Linked DNA regions of Homo sapiens: region 1 is linked to region 2. A link is a loop called in an ENCODE intact Hi-C map of the cell type or tissue named here. Cell type or tissue: PC-3. All regions are shown on one strand. Links, peaks and the distances in the headings refer to the core of each region. The heading gives the core; the rest is flanking DNA. Region 1 has its middle 150 kb from the start of ATXN7L3B. Region 2 holds the start of GLIPR1-AS1 (GLIPR1 antisense RNA 1).

What was found. Hi-C counts contacts between places; a loop is a spot of excess contacts. Peaks named below come from ENCODE experiments on the same cell type or tissue, not always from the same donor. Only the 100,000 strongest peaks of a DNase experiment are listed, where the experiment ranks them.
Region 1: it touches region 2 in a loop (12-fold over the local background); 20 of 110 quality-filtered maps call a loop at or near these places.

What each region holds. Positions count from the first base shown.
Region 1 is chr12:74,684,582-74,692,466 of GRCh38, reverse strand. No RefSeq gene overlaps it. Among named protein-coding and RNA genes, the nearest start is that of ATXN7L3B, 150 kb to the right of the region's middle. In PC-3, for the core only: a CTCF peak has its summit at 3,211 (motif pointing left); no DNase peak of the experiment used is centred there.
Region 2 is chr12:75,485,043-75,492,927 of GRCh38, reverse strand. GLIPR1 (GLI pathogenesis related 1) reads right to left here. Exons shown (of 6, transcript NM_006851.3): 3 at 2,410-2,522. It overlaps KRR1 (KRR1 small subunit processome component), which reads left to right. Exons shown (of 10, transcript NM_007043.7): 10 at 1-2,065. GLIPR1-AS1 (GLIPR1 antisense RNA 1) reads left to right here and starts at 3,107. Exons shown (of 2, transcript XR_007063373.1): 1 at 3,107-3,152; 2 at 6,770-7,885. RefSeq lists enhancers at 4,786-5,285, 5,286-5,787 and a silencer at 7,379-7,548. In PC-3, for the core only: a CTCF peak has its summit at 4,174 (motif pointing right); a DNase peak (open chromatin) is centred at 3,177; H3K27ac peaks cover 1,207 bases.

The DNA.
Region 1 (7,885 bases), core at 961-5,960, 800 kb after region 2:
AGAACTAAAAATTCATTTCAAGCAAAACTGAACAGTGTAAGAACGCACCTACTGATGGAGACCCTTCCTGAACTAGTTCATTCAGATGATCCTATAAGAAAGGCCACTAGCTGACAAGGCTACTCATGCACACAGAGTTTGCAATAGTGCTATTCTTAAATATGAAGGAACAGCCAAGTATTATCAGGCAATTGAAGAGAAATCTCTAACATTATTAAATGAGATAAACATACAAAAAAATAAAAAAAAGAAACTCAAAATAATTAAAAACACAGAAATGTGTGAGAGTGGATGAGGGCATATTGACCTAGGCTTATTTTTTCTAATAATGTTAAATATATATATTCCAGTATTTCTAACACTTTAATTTATTGATTTTTTAAGAAATCAAGACTTTTAACACTTAAAGAGCACTTAATAAATATTATTTATTATTTTAAGTGTTTTTGTTTATCCTATTCATGAAATGTATTATATTAGGGAATATCAATACCTTTATATATAATTTACTTTATATTTTATTTTAGCTTATTTTATAGCTCGTTAGATCCTTCTCATCCAATTATTTTTCACATTTTGAATTGATGTTTGTCTATTAGTCTTTTATGAATACTTATTGCTATTTCATCAGAGTTGTATCTTCTTAATTCATAATGATGCACTTTTTAAAATTTTTCTTTAGTTTCTTACTAAATCATCTAAAGGCCTGCATTTTCTCTAAGTCTTCATGGTGGTGTTTTCTTTTCTGCCTTGATGTAATTTTTCTTAGGCCTATATTGTACTTTTGTTTTTGTATTTGTTCTTAAAATTCACATAGGGCAGAGATTCAGCTAAACTCTATTATCTGCCCTTCGGGTTGCATGATGGTTCTTTATTGCAGTACTGTGTTTTGTTATGGTTTTTGTTTGTTTGTTTTCTCACGGTAGGCTCTTTTCATCTCTTTTTAAGACTTTCTGCTGGAGAGCGTATTGATAATCAGTTGTGACCAAGAAGACCTTGCCGTTCCCTTCAGCTTGATTAAACATTAATTTAATTAATTTAGCTCCTTGACTCTAGGCCTCTGTCCTCCCTTTTCTTAGAGCGTTTACTTTAGGAGATTTTTAATTTTAAATTGCTTTTCTGGTCCTCGGAAATGTATTTTTAAAAGCCTCTTGCCAGTTACACAATTCAGGAATGTTTTTCCTAAGAACCTGGGAGCCACCTCTTTGAACCATAATCACCAAAAGAGATAGTGTCTCTGTCTCCCAGCTTCTGTGGGAAAGCAGGAGCCTAACTTTGGAGGCAAGGCCCCTTGTTCCAAGTTGCAAAAGTACCTCCTGTCATAAAAATATGAGAGAGTTTGCTTTTCCCTGAGGTAATGCCAATTAGCCGACAAAGGGCAGCCCGCCTCAGCTCCCCCAACCTCAGCAGCCTCAACCTCAGCTCCTAAAAACTCTCCAGCCCTGGGTTTCACTGGAGTTGAGTTCCAACTGAGTTCTGGCCTCTCTCTCCTATTACAATCATCTTGAATAAAATCTTCCTGGCCTGTTTGACTTTGGTGCAATTTTCATTTTGACATGTGTTATAGCTCAATTATCCTAAGCTTTCATTTAGAAAGATTTTGCTGTCTTTAGATGAGATGACCACTTATTGTTTTCCTTTTTTTGTTTGTTTTATTGGGAACCTGCATAATACCCGGGATGAAATGTATCACTCCACTTTTGTCTCCCTTGTCATCTGGGAGGCACAATCTCTGACTAGATTCAGCAAGAGGTATCAGTGCAGTGAAAGAAGAGTTTTCTAACTTTCTCCTAAAGTTTCAATGATGCAGAAAAGGAAGCCAAAAGGAAGACAAAAGCAGCTCGACTTTCCTTCTTCTTCCTTACTTTTTCAATTTTTTAAATTTTTAGTTACATAAAACATCTCTAATGAGATGAAGAGATGTGTCCACTTAGTCCCCAGGACATTTAAATATTGAGATTAACACATTATCTTTATTGTAAGGATGTGGGTCACTTCTTACAAATTTTGAGAACTAAAAATAATATGCTCTTGAGAGCACACTGATTTACACTCCCATTTACATCAAAGTGAACTAGAATATTTCAAGGAGGAAAATAGTAAGATGGTAGAAATCCCTGGCTGGAACAGGAGATCATTTCAGATACTAACATAATTATACAGGTGACTTAATAAAGGTTCTCACTAAAGATTGGAAATGTGGATGAATAAAATGCGATGGATTCAAGAGGCTTTTGGAGATAGATTTGACATGAATCTGTGATTAAGTTTTGTGGGCAAGGATGAAGGAGGGAATAATTATGTCTAAAGTTTCTAGGGGTCATGGTGGATGATCATGAACAAAACAAGAGCCAGTATGTGGTATATTAGGAAGATAATTTGTTTCTAATCTTGGCTCTGCCTCAACAAATTGCATGACCTTATGAAAGTCTATTAAAATCTTGAGTCTCTGTTTATTCATTCAGTAAAGAGGTGGTATTCTTGAATAAATTAATCACTTTCACAGTGAGTGATCGCTTTCAAATCAGGGTAACAGGCATTTATCTAGCATCTAGTGTGTGGTCATTTTAGCCTGAGCATTGAGAGAGAGACAAATTAAACAAAGTACATTTATAAAGTGGAAGAATACTATTTACTCACATGATGCATTTATAAAATAATGAAGCTAGAATTATTGAAATTCAATTTTTATACTACAAATGGTAGATACTATAGAAATTTAATTATTGTAGAACAGATCAATAAAGAATTCACATTTTACATTAAAGAATCTTAAAATGCACCCATGAAAATGCTGCTTCAAAAGGTTCTAATTATGAAGAGATTATTTGAGAACTGAGGTGGATAGATAAAATAGCAACGATAATAAATTTTATAATTTTTACGACAGGGAAAGAGCAGAGCCAGTTTTAAATTCAGTTGTATCAGATTCCAAAATTCATGCATTTCAGTCTGTATCTTGTTAGGCTTCAGTATTACATAATGTACTTCAAGAGTTAAAACAGCTATTGCCTTCTTTACTTGGAGTAAAACAAATGCATTGGCCCTATTCTCAAGATTGTGTGTGATTATTTGCAACTAATATTTAAGACCAACTAACATATTATTTCAGTATAATGTTTTCGTCATTTAAGTTTTTGAAACAAATGCCAGTTAATAAGAAAAAAATTACCAGTAGAAATGTATTTAAGAATTGAGTTATGCTGCCATCTAGTGATGATTTGCTGCTGATATTGCTTGAGTATGCCAATTCCACCACCAAAAAAATCAAGTGAATTAAAGCTTTTTGTAAGTGCAAAAAGAAGGCTAACAAAACTATTAAACAGGTGAACATAGATTTGCATCACAAGGCTCACACAAATTAATGTTAGAGCAAAAATATAAAGTAATACTAAAATAATACTAATGAAAATCTTTATTTTCTTTATCTTCTGAAAAGTGTATCAGTTTACATACAAAATATAATGAAGTCCTTGAGTAGAATATCCACACCTTTTTTTTAATGGATTTTAGATTTTTCTTTTATTAGTTAAAATAAATACTCTTCATCATTTATACTTTATCTCAGTTTAGATAGATTATATTTTAAGGAAAACAGCTTCTTTCTGCCTACTGTGGAAGTGAGAATAAGAGTTAAGAACATTAAAATGAAGCAGAGAGGTGGCCTTGCGAGGGTCACAGGCAGAGAAGGAAGCAGCAAGGAGAGTGGAGAATAAAAAAGGATTTGTTCTTAAAGTCAATTTGGTGCAGTACCCAGGAGAACTCAAAAATTGATGGGGAAATGCTGCAGGAAGTCAGGGACCCCGAACAGAGGGAGTGGCTGAAGCCATGGTAGAAGGATGTGGATTGTGAAGATTTAATGGACATTTATTAGTTCCCCAAATTAATACTTTAATAATTTCTTACACCTGTCTTTACTGCAATCTCTGAACATAAATTGTGAAGATTTCATGGACACTTATCACTTCCCCAATCAATACCCTTGTGATTTCCTATGCCTGTCTTTACTTTAATTTCTTAATCCCATCATCTTCATAAGCTGAGGAGGATGTATGTCACCTCAGGACCCTGTGATGATTGCATTAACTGCACAAATTATTTGTAGAGCATGTGTGTTTGAACAATATGAAATCTGGGAACCTTGAAAAAAGAACAGGATAACAGCGATGTTCAGGGAACAAGAGAGATAACCTTAAACTCTGACTGCTAGTGAGCCGGGTGGAACAGAGCCATATTTCTCTTCTTTCAAAAGCAAATGGGAGAAATATCGCTGAATTCTTTTTCTCAGCAAGGAACATCCCTGAGAAAGAGAATGTGTCCCTGAGAGTAGGCCTCTGAAATGGCCGCTTCGGGGGCAGCCATCTTTTACGGTTGAAGCTGTAGGGATGAAATAAGCCCCAGTCTCCCGTAGCACTTCCAGGCTTATAAAGACGAGGAAATTCCCGCCTAATAAATTTTGGTCAGACTGGTTGTCTGCTCTCAAACTCTGTCTCCTGATAAGATGTTATCAATGACAATGTGTGCCCGAAACTTCATTAGCAATTTTAATTTTGCCCCGGTCCTGTGGTCCTGTGATCTTGCCCTGCCTCCATTTGCCTTGTGATATTTTATTACCTTGTGAAGCATATGATCTCTGTGACCCACACACTATTCGTACACTCCCTCCCCTTTTGAAAATTGCTAATTAAAAACTTGCTGGTTTTATGGCTTAGGGAGCATCACGGAACCTGCCAACATGTGATGTCTCCCCCGGACACCCAGCTTTAAAATTTCTCTCTTTTATACTCTGTCCCTTTATTTCTCAGACCAGCTGACACTTAGGGAAAAATAGAAAAGAACCTATGTGACTACTGGGGGTAGGTTCCCCCAATAGGGAAACTTTAAGGAAGAATCTAATAGGAACCTAGTAGCAGGGGTCTCAAGGCATTGTAACTGGTGTATTACACAAAATAAATGCACAGGATTTCAATTTCTAATAATCAAATCTGAAACTACTCTAGACCTATTAGATATAGATTCTGATTCAATTTCAGACAATCAAATCTGAAACTACTCTAGGCCTATTAGATACTGATTCTGGTTTACAGGTGATTATTATGTGATGATAGAGATCTGTAGCCTTAAAGGGTGGCATATGGAAAACAGTTGTAAGAAAAGAGGAGAAACAGGAGAGAGAGGAGATTCTGAAGCTCTAAAATACATTCAACACATTCATTTCCTTTTTCAGTGCATTGGAATTACTAACGAATGAGATGCTAAGCATTGTGTTAGGCACTGTTATATATTAAACTCCTACGTGCTGTTAAGAAATTTGTAACGGAGTCACAGAGAAAGACAGCTGTAAGTTATTTATTGAATATGCCAAATGTGGGAGGCAAAATCAGAAGAATACTACTGTTTTGTCCTCTCCTACCACTACCTACACACTCACTCTCCCGGATCTCCATGCCCAACCTCTTAGCAACATTTTGGGGAAATCCATAATTCTCTGGTAATATGGGGCTATTAACATTAGAATTCAATTAGAATTGTCCAGTTTAAAAATGTACCACAACGTATAAACTAATCTGAGTTAAAACCTACTCTCTCGCCTACTTCAGTGTTTCTTCCCCATAATCACTGGGAATCATAGAATCATAGAACTTCATATTGAAAAGGGCTTTAAAGGAAAAGAGAATGACAACTCAGCCTTTACTTGTGGCCCTGGACTCAACAGGGAGAGCAAAAGGCAGGCCCTGGAAATTTTTTTTTCTCATTTGCTCTCATTATTTGATTTCCTTTCCCATCAGCTGTTCTACTGTTGACTTCTACAGGACAGTGTTAGAAGAAGGGATGAGAGAAGTAAAAAGAAAGGCCTTTTGATTTGGCTTGTGCTATTTGTTGTTTCTTTGTTGTGGTAGGAAATCAAATGATAGCTTTCTATCACAGAAAAATGCTGGATACCTCAGAGACACCTTTCCACACTCTGTAATGTGCAAGAACTCTTTCTAATTTGTGACTTCAAATGTTTACTGTCACTCACTCTCTTGCCTATAAGCTCCAGGAGGGCAGAGACCATCTATTTTGTCACTGCTGTATACCAAACACTAATATAGTGCTCTGTGTTTGTGTTTGAGCACTGGGAATCATAGAACTTCATATTGAAAAGGGCTTTAAAGGAAAAGAGAATGACAAATGGGCTCCAGTTCAGGTAAAAGCAAACTGAGGACAGTTTGATAGTTTGATGAGAAAAAGGAAATGTATGCTGATCTTTTAACATACATCTAGTTATGGACTTTATTTGGTTAGCTAACTGGTCGAGTCTATGTTCTATTCTCCACCACTGTGTGGAGATTCACCTACAAAACATGTCCTGGGAGGTGGGAAAGGATAGTGTTCACCTTTCAGGACAACCCACAAAGAAAACTCATACAGTCCACCTCAATGGTTTCCAAGGAAAATCCTACAGTAACTTTAGATTAAAATTCCACTTAAAGTTTAGGAACTCTTGAAGGGAGTGTTTGATTTGGTAAGGTCTGATTTTGGCTCATTTTGTTCTGGAATTTTAAATCAATTTATGGCAAGATTTTAAAATGAACCTCTTCCAACTGACTCTATATAATACAGGAGTTGAAAGAAAAGATAAGTTAAAAGGAATATTTGAAGAGGAGCAGGACAGCAGCGTTGCCCACCACTCTACTGTACAGGCTTGTGGGGTTCAGGACTGAAGTCACACACCTCATGTGTGTTAAACACAGTAAGAATTTCTTCAAAGGTTTAGCTTGTCCAAGTTCCCTTGTTCTTTGTTTCCTGCTTTCAAGGCCATACTTTCTTACTCTTTCTGTCTCCCTGTCCTGGTTTCAGTAAACAACTCCCCTGTCAGTCCTTATCTCCAGAGCCTACATTCCACATCTGCTGCTCACCCTGTAATTTACCCTTCCTGCCACAATGGCTCGTCCCGCCAAAACTGCCCTTTCCACCAGTGTAACCCCCTTCCTGCTCCCTTCAAATTAGCTAACCACGACCAGTTTAGATTGTGCGGTCCAGCTCCAGCGAGTGGAGACAGGACACAGTAGTAGAAACCAATTGCATTAGAAATAAAAGCCCCTGCTTTCCTTTGTTCAGTGTGTTCTCACCATTGCTCCATCTGCAAGATGCGCCTTTCTATAGAAGTAAATTGCCTTGCTGAGAAAACTTTTGCCTGAGTGCTATTTTCACTTGGCAGCACTGAGCATTTACTTCCAACATGTGGCTACTGAGCAGAGAAATGTGGACAGTCCAAGTTCAGATGTGATGTGAGTGTAAAGTACACTTTGGACTTTGAAGACTTGGTACAAAAAAAGTTAAGTATCTCTAATATTTTTATGTTGATTATAATTTGAAATAATATTTTGGATATATTGAATTAAAATATATTATTAAGTTCATTTCACCTGTTTCTTTTTACTTTCATTAATGGGGCTACTAGAAAGTATAAAATAACATGTATTATATTTTTATTGGACAATATTGGTCCAGAAAATAATCTCCTAGGCTGGAAGAGCAAAAATTCTTTGCCCTTAAAGGGAAATTGTGTCTTTGTGCTCTGACCTGGGGAGTTCTTTCCTTCAGTAAAGTGCTGGTTGCTGTCTCTGTCCTCCCTCCCCTCATTTAAGACCTACACCCTTGCATCTTCCTTAAAGTCACTGTAAATAATTTTCCCACAAACCCAGGCTGTGTGCTGTTACATGTTGCAATGTGTATTTTTACTTCAAAATCTAAAGAGAAACTCCTTGCCCACAGGTATACCTTCTAAACACCTTCATCCCTCAGTGTTTCTAATTCTGGCTTCTGAAAATGAGATCATGGGAGATTCAAGAAAGTCTTATCTTTATCTTAGTGTGACAGCATTTCCCATCGGAGACAC
Region 2 (7,885 bases), core at 893-5,892:
TTCCCTGATTATTCTAAACAGGGGCCTTGCCTATTGATAGTTTCTATTACAGTATTATTTATAGTTCCTTAATTGCCCCATAATGATGCAGTTATTTTACTTGTATTTTTATTATCTGTTTGCCCCATAAATATTACTCTCATAAAGACAGAGACTGCCCTGTTCTCCTTTGGAGCTCAGTAAAACAAATATTTGTTGAATAAATGAATATTTGAAGTTAGTCTTTATGGAAGCATTATAACTTTGGTTGTAAGTTTTATAATTTAATATTGTTTATAACTCTGAAGATAAGTGAGTCTAAACCAGGAAAATTTACATTTATACTTTAATGAATAAAAATCATGAATACTTACAAAACATTCACTATTGCCAAGCATTATATATACCTAGTATTTTACAAAGCCTTCTCTTGTCACTTTCATAGCTACTCTAAGTGATGGGTCCTGTAACCCTGATCTATTGGAGGTTAAACTGAGATTCAGAGTTAACTTGTCCAGGGTCACACAGTAAATTAATTGTATCTTAACCATTAAAAATGTCATATGAGGCCGGGTGTAGTGGCTCATGCCTATAATCCCAGCACTCTGGGAGGCTGAGGCAGGTGGATCACTTTAGCCCAGGAGTTGGAGATGAGCCTGGGCAATATGGCAAAACTCTGTCTCTACAAAAAAATTAACTGGGCATGGTGGCATGTGCCTGTAGTCTCAGGTACTAGGAAGGCTGAGTTGGGAGGATTGCTTGAGCCTGGGAGGTTAAGCCTGCAGTGAACCGTAAGCGAGCCACTGTACTCCAGCCTGGGTGACAGAGTGAGAGACCCTGTCTCAAAAAAAAAAAAAAAAGTCATGAAAAGTTACCACTAACTGAATTATGGCTTTGTCTAGTTTTTTCTGGGTTTTCTTTATTTTCCAACTCTTAAGATATTAAGTCAAAGCTGTCATCTTCAGAATGACGCTTTGTCTCCTCCTTCACACCTACAGCACTCAGTCAGAGTATCGAGCATGTCTTCTGCACATTACACCAGGGAAATGGCTTTCTTTCAGCCAATCTCCAGGAATCCAAAAATTCAAAGGCAACAAATTAAAGATCATTATATATATTGCAAATGGTTAAAAACCTTTAAAATATAAAAACTTTTATAAATAAGAAAATCTAGTAGAAAAATGGTCAGCCCACATGATTCACAGAAAAAGGAATATAAATAGACAATTATGTGAAGAAATTTATAATTACTAGTAATCACAGAGATGCAAAAGAAAGCAAATGAAATGCCATTTCCATCAAATTAGAAAATACTAAGAAATTATAATACCTAGTACTGATGGTGAAATACAAATTGATATAATGGTGGAATGTAATTTGGCAATATGTACTTAAAACAAAAATGGTCACAGTCTTTACGTGCTAGTATCTCAAGGAATTATAGGGAAATAGAAGTGACTGAAGATACATATATGAGGTTGTTCATCATATATTAAATGAAAATATAGTGAACAATCTAAATTCTTCAACAGGATGGTGGTACCATCAAGAGCATGGACTCTGGAGCTAGACAGCCAGATCAAAGTCCATCAGTGATAGTCACTAACTGTAGAACTTTGGGCAGGTTGCTGACCCGTGTGTGCCTTGCTGTTCTCATTTGCCAAACAGGGGTAGTAATAGGAGCCATCTCATAAACTTCTGGTGAAGATTAAGTTAATATATGTGAAGCACTTTAACAGTGCTGAGAGCATTGTAAGCATTATATAAACAATCTATCATTTTTATGATTAAAATCACTTAAAATTTTGAAAAGGAAAATTTTTCACAGCATAATTTTAAGTGAAAAATAGAAAATGTATATTTTCAGTATGATCAGATTTCTAAATATGTGTATGACACAAGCACACATATGTAAGTTTAAAGAAAGTAGGAGGAAGGTGTTTGCCCTGTTTCCCAAAGTGGGAACTATATCTGTTTTAAAAACAACTGTCAAAAGTAAATGAAATAGGTTATATAAGTTGAGGAATCTGTTTTGCTTTGAAAATTGTGTAAAATTGCCAAGTTTCTAATAAACCAATAAATATAACATCAGTTCTTCCACTTTGTGGTATTACCATATACAATTTATGTCCCTGATGAATATTTTAGTCTTACCACTCTTAAAAATATGTGCGTATGTATTTAGGTAGTATATATAAAGGATGTACACACACACACACACCCTCTCTCTCTCCAAGAAAAATGTACCAGAATGTTAATTAAGTATATCTCTGGGCAGAAGAATTAAAGGTTATGTTAATTTTTTATTTATACTTTATCCAGATTTTCTATAATGAAGAGGAATACTGCTAAAATGTTTTTTTTTGTTGTTGTTTTTTTTTGCGGGGGGGGGGGGGCGTTTCCTATAAACCGGTTGATTCAGGCACTTACCCTGGTCCGTAGTTGCATATAAAATGTGCTCCATTGGAAAGAGCGTCAAAGCCAGAAACTTTAGGGCAAAATTGAACTGCGCAGCCAACTTTGTAACTATCTGCCCAAACAACCTGAAAGGAAATAAGGATTTTTAACAGAGAAAAACCATAAGATAAACATTGGGTATGATTAGGTCTTCATAAACATGGTGAGGTATACCACTCTAGTTAGAGTGCTTAAAACCCAGGAAGGTTTAGATACTCAGAAATCAGCTGGATAGACCTGTAGTTACCATTATTGGGGTGTGTGTGTGTGTGTGTGTGTGTGTGTGTGTGTGTGTGAAATAAGATAATTTTTGACAGTACAATGAAGAAATAAAACGGTAATGCAATAGGGAGTGATTGCTGGCAAGGTGATGCTGATTTTACTTGGGTGTTCAGAGGAAGCATTTGAACTGAGACTTGGACGACGAGGATGCAGCACTCAGGACAAACATTCAGGAAACTTAAACAATGGAGGAAGAGCATTCCAAGCAGAGGGAACACCAGGGAGAAAGGCCCTGAGATGGAATTTGCTTGGCATTATAGATTGGCAGGAAGAAAGCAAGTGAAGCCAAGATCTGATGAGTTGGAGAGAGTTGTAAGCAGTGAGGTCAAAGGCAGAGAAACCGATCAGGGAGATTCTTGTGAGTGCTATGTTCTTTTTCATGTCTTAGGTCACGAAGTGAACGGACTGAGAAGAGCAAGGGGAACAGGAAGCAGGTAATTTTGGAGGCTGTTTCAGTGGTACAAGAATGAAAAGATAGTGACTCACACGTGGGTGATGCCAGTGGAGCTCCCAAGAATGAATCAGGTTCATGGCTCAGCTTAGAGGTAAAGTTAAAAGGATTTTGAGTGTAGGGTAAGAGGGGAAGAGATAAAGTTTTGGTTTGGGGCCTGAGAAACATTTACTGAGATGGAGAAAACTAGGGAAGGAGGAGGGTAGGTGGGAGCGTGGGCAGGGGTTTTGTTCAGAATATGTTGATTTTGAGAGGCCTATTAGATATCAAGTGAAGATTAACTTGGTGGCTGCAGTCCAGAGGACAGGGTAAGGCTAGAGATGTAAATCTGGAAGACATGGAGCAAGATTAGATCACACAGGCAAATATAATAGATCAAGTAAATGAGAGTCTGGAATAATGAAAGCAAACACAAAACCAGCCTGCAAAACAGACTGAAGGAGTGGTCAGTGATGTAGGAGGGAAACCAAGAACAGAGAGACCTGCGCTGTTACATGGGATCCAGCACTCAAAAGAGCCCCATGCTTGGTTTAGATCAGTGCTGTCACATATTTTAGCACCTTTAGTGGTGCTTTTCTTTTGCTTTCTGAACAAAAGATTCCACATCATTTTGCAATGGGCTCCACAAATTCAATTATATAGCCCATCTTGACCAAGAGTGTTTGGTGTCACAAAAGCCTAAAGAAGAGAGTATTTAAAGGTGGATACAGCCAGCAATTAAATGCACTCATTTTTACAGCAGTACCAAATTACATTTTAAATTATTTTTTACTCATAAGTTTTTGAGCAATTTTGTCATAAGAACTGTGCCAAATACATTCAAAATTGAGTGAGCTAGAACCAGTGGGTACATTCACAAAACTTAGAAAAAAAGCAGTCATGAAACTCATCAGGTGAGGGTTTGACCACTGTGAATAGGCAGTGGAAGATGCTAAGGGCATATATGGCATGGTGCCTTTCTCTGAAGAAATGAGGTGGAGCTGGAGCTGGGATGAGCTGGTCTGGAGTCTTCCAGCAGAGGGCAACATCCTGTGTGATCCCTGGGTGGGACTGACCCATTCACAGAACTCAAAGAAAAGCCAGTGTGGCTGCAGAAAATGAAGAAGTTTACTTTAAAAATAAATGAAATTTACTCCCTGTATCAGGTGTTTGAACTAGAGCAACTCCATCTTGGTGTTGTGTTTTTTTGTTGTGGTTTTGTTTTTTTGTTTGTTTGTTTTTGAGACGGAGTTTTGCTCTTGTTGCCCAGGCTGGAGTGCAATGGTGCAATCTCGGCTTATTGCAACCTCCGCCTCCCAGGTTCAAGCGATTCTCCTGCCTCAGGCTCCCAAGTAGCTGGAATTACAGGCATGTGCCACCATGCCCGGCTAATTTTGTATTTTTAGTAGAGATGGGGTTTCACTATGTTGGTCAGGCTGGTCTCAAACTACTGACCTCAGGTGATCTGCCTGCCTCGGCCTCCCAAAGTGCTGGGATTACAGGCGTGAGCCACCATGCCCGGCCCTAACAACTCCGTCTCGAATAGGGGCTGGGTAAAATGAGGCTGAGACCTACTGGGCTGCATTCCCAGACGGTTAGGCATTCTAAGTCACAGGGGAGATAGGAGTTTGGCACAAGATACAGGTCAAAGACCTTGCGGATAAAACAGGTTGCAGTAAGGAAGCCAGCTAAAACCCACCAAAACCAAGATGGCGATGAGTGTGACTCTGGTGTCCTCACTGCTGCACTCCCACCATGACAGTTTACAAATGCCGTGGCAACGTCAGGAAGTTACCCTGTATCGTCTAAAAAGGGAGGGCATGAATAATCTGCCCCTTGTTTAACATATCATCAAGAAATAACCATAAAAATGGGCAACCAGCAGCCCTCAGGACTGCTCTGTCTATGGAGTAGCCATTCTTTTATTTCTTTTCTTTCTTAATAAACTTGCCTTCACTTTACGGACTCACCCTGGATTTTCTCGCGCGAGATTCAAGAACCCTCTCTTGGGGTTTGGATCCCGACCCCTTTCCTGTGACACCTGGAGGGAGAGTAGGAAGTGAGGCAAGAGGGGAGCTGAGGTTGGAGTCTCAGCTTCTCCAAGATTTAAAGGTGTGGTAGAAGTGGGGACGTGACTAGGGAGATGATGGGCAGAGTGTGGGCTGCCTTCTCCTTGGTTTGGCAACTGGAGAGGGTACCCTCCTTTGGCAAGGGCGAGTGTACTTCCCTACTCCATGATCTAAAAGGGGTGCTCCCTAGAAACATTTCTTTATCCCCAGGAACCCCCTGCGGGGAACTCCAGCCTGAACAGGCAATGAATCAGCTTAGGCCTCTGTCTCACTGCGAAAGCCCAGTTTTATAAGGGTTGTTAATCCTCAGGTTTGATCCTTAAACTTCTACTTTCTAATCAGTTTTGTTTTATTTTTAAAATTTCTTAATTTTATTCTATATCTCAAGTGATTTTATGTGGGGTCCTTTGTTTAAAATGATCTTGGGCCTGTCCCAGACCTACTGAATGCCAGTCACTGGAGTTGCTTTTGGGGTCTGCATTTTAACAAGTTCCTCAGGTAATTCCTATGCATGCTGTGTTCAGTGTTGTCTTTATTCCTTTATTGTCACCTTGGCTCATTTTATATTTTTATCCTTTGGTCTTCCAGCACTTTCTTCTGTAGCGTTGTTATATCAAAAGTATTCTTAATCTTTGGATCCCTTCCCCATTTTAATACTTTTTCCTCAGAAGTGTGCAAATGTTAGTTACCATTCATTTTGTGTGTTTTAGTTGGCCTCTTTTTTTAAAAGTCAGGTTTATTAGGGTATAATAAAGATACAATAACATTTATGATTTTTAGATGTACATTTCTATGAATTTTGACAAAAGAATACAGTTGTGTAGCCACTACCACATTCAAGATATAGAATATTTTTATCGCCCCAGAAAGTTCCCTTGAGCCCCTTTGTGGTCAACCCCCACCAGACCCCAGCAGTCATTAATCTGTTTCTGTAGTTTTGCCTTTTCCAGAATGTTATATGAATGGAATCAGTCTAAATATAGCTTTTTGAATCTGGCTTCTTTCACTTAGTATAGGCATTTGTTGTATTCATTTGTAGTCACTGCTTTTTATTGCTGAGTAATATTTATTACGTGGATGTAGCACAGTTTATCTATCCAAGTCAGTCTCTTTTTAAAAGCTTCATGGGCACTCTGGTTTTTGGTTAAACTTGTGGGCTTTGGAGCCACAAGGCTTGAGTTCATATTCAAGCTTTGCCACTTACAGTGTGACCTTGGTCTTAGGTTCCTTATCTATTAAATGAGGATAATAACAATACCAACTCCATAGGCCTATTTTGAAGTTTTAAATGAGCTTCTGGAACATAGCAAGCACTCAGCAAATATTCTTGTTTCATTCCCTTACCACTAAGTTTCTTAGGCTTAAAAATTCTTAACACTTTAATTTTTTTTTTTATCAGGCAGGTTTCTGTTGTATGTTTTCTTACTGTAGTAAACAAAAAACCATAATTATAAGCGCTACTCATTTTTGAGAACTTAGGTGTATCATTAAGCATTTTACATGTGACATCATGTTTAATCCTTATAAAGTGTTATTGCTCTTCCTTTTGTAGGTAAAAGATTGGAACCTAATTCTGCCTGGCCATGAAGTACTGTGAGGACAGTCCATGCCCTCAGCAAGATGCTTTTAGAGTGTTTTCTCTTTTAGCAAGCTCTTCAGAACCAGGAACCACTCTTTATACCTTTCTTACAAAAGCACTGCACCTGGGGAACCCAGAGGGAAGGAAGATGTCTCCCTTATAGGCCCACAACCCCTTCCTACCATCTTTCCCTTTCAATTCTCGGTATGAGCTCTTCTGGTTCATTATCGGGAGTATGGTAACATTGTAACATATATGAAACCTACTACAGAAATTGTGAAACAGGTCACATTTCCATGGTTCTATGCGAGTATAAAAATAAAGCTGGCCGAGGCGGGCGGATCACGAGGTCAGGAGATCGAGACCATCCCGGCTAAAACGGTGAAACCCCATCTCTACTAAAAATACAAAAAATTAGCCGGGCGTAGTGGCGGGCGCCTGTAGTCCCAGCTACTTGGGAGGCTGAGGCAGGAGAATGGCGTGAACCCGGGAGGCGGAGCTTGCAGTGAGCCGAGATCCCGCCACTGCACTCCAGCCTGGGCGACAGAGCGAGACTCCGTCTCAAAAAAATAAATAAATAAATAAATAAATAAATAAAATAAAGCTGTCAAGAGGGTGAGAGGAGGAGGCAGGAAGAGAAAAACTAAAATAAGATCAGTAGCGCCATCTAGTGAGAAATCCTAGCACTATCAAATCCAAGTAATCCTCTACCCTGCCCAGATACTTTAATTAAACTATTTCTAAACTTTATAAAGCTGAACTGTCAGCAACAGAATGTCGAATTTGAGTCATCTTCCATTTTATACACCAACATTTTTTCTCAATGCCAGTCTATCTCCAGTGAAGACAAAGCTAAAGTGTTGAATGAATACATCAAGAAATATCATACATTTTGTGAGGAGTTAATGGGCCTGAATCTATTTTCTTTATTCTGTACAACCTCCCATCATCAGCCAAAATCTGCAAATAGCTCGATTTTTGAAGAGAAGATGAGGATAAGTAGGAGGTTGTAATATCCACTTAAAGTAACTGTTCAGCATGAATTTAACACAGCAATTGAGTAGTTTTGAGTCCCCCAGGAAGATTTCT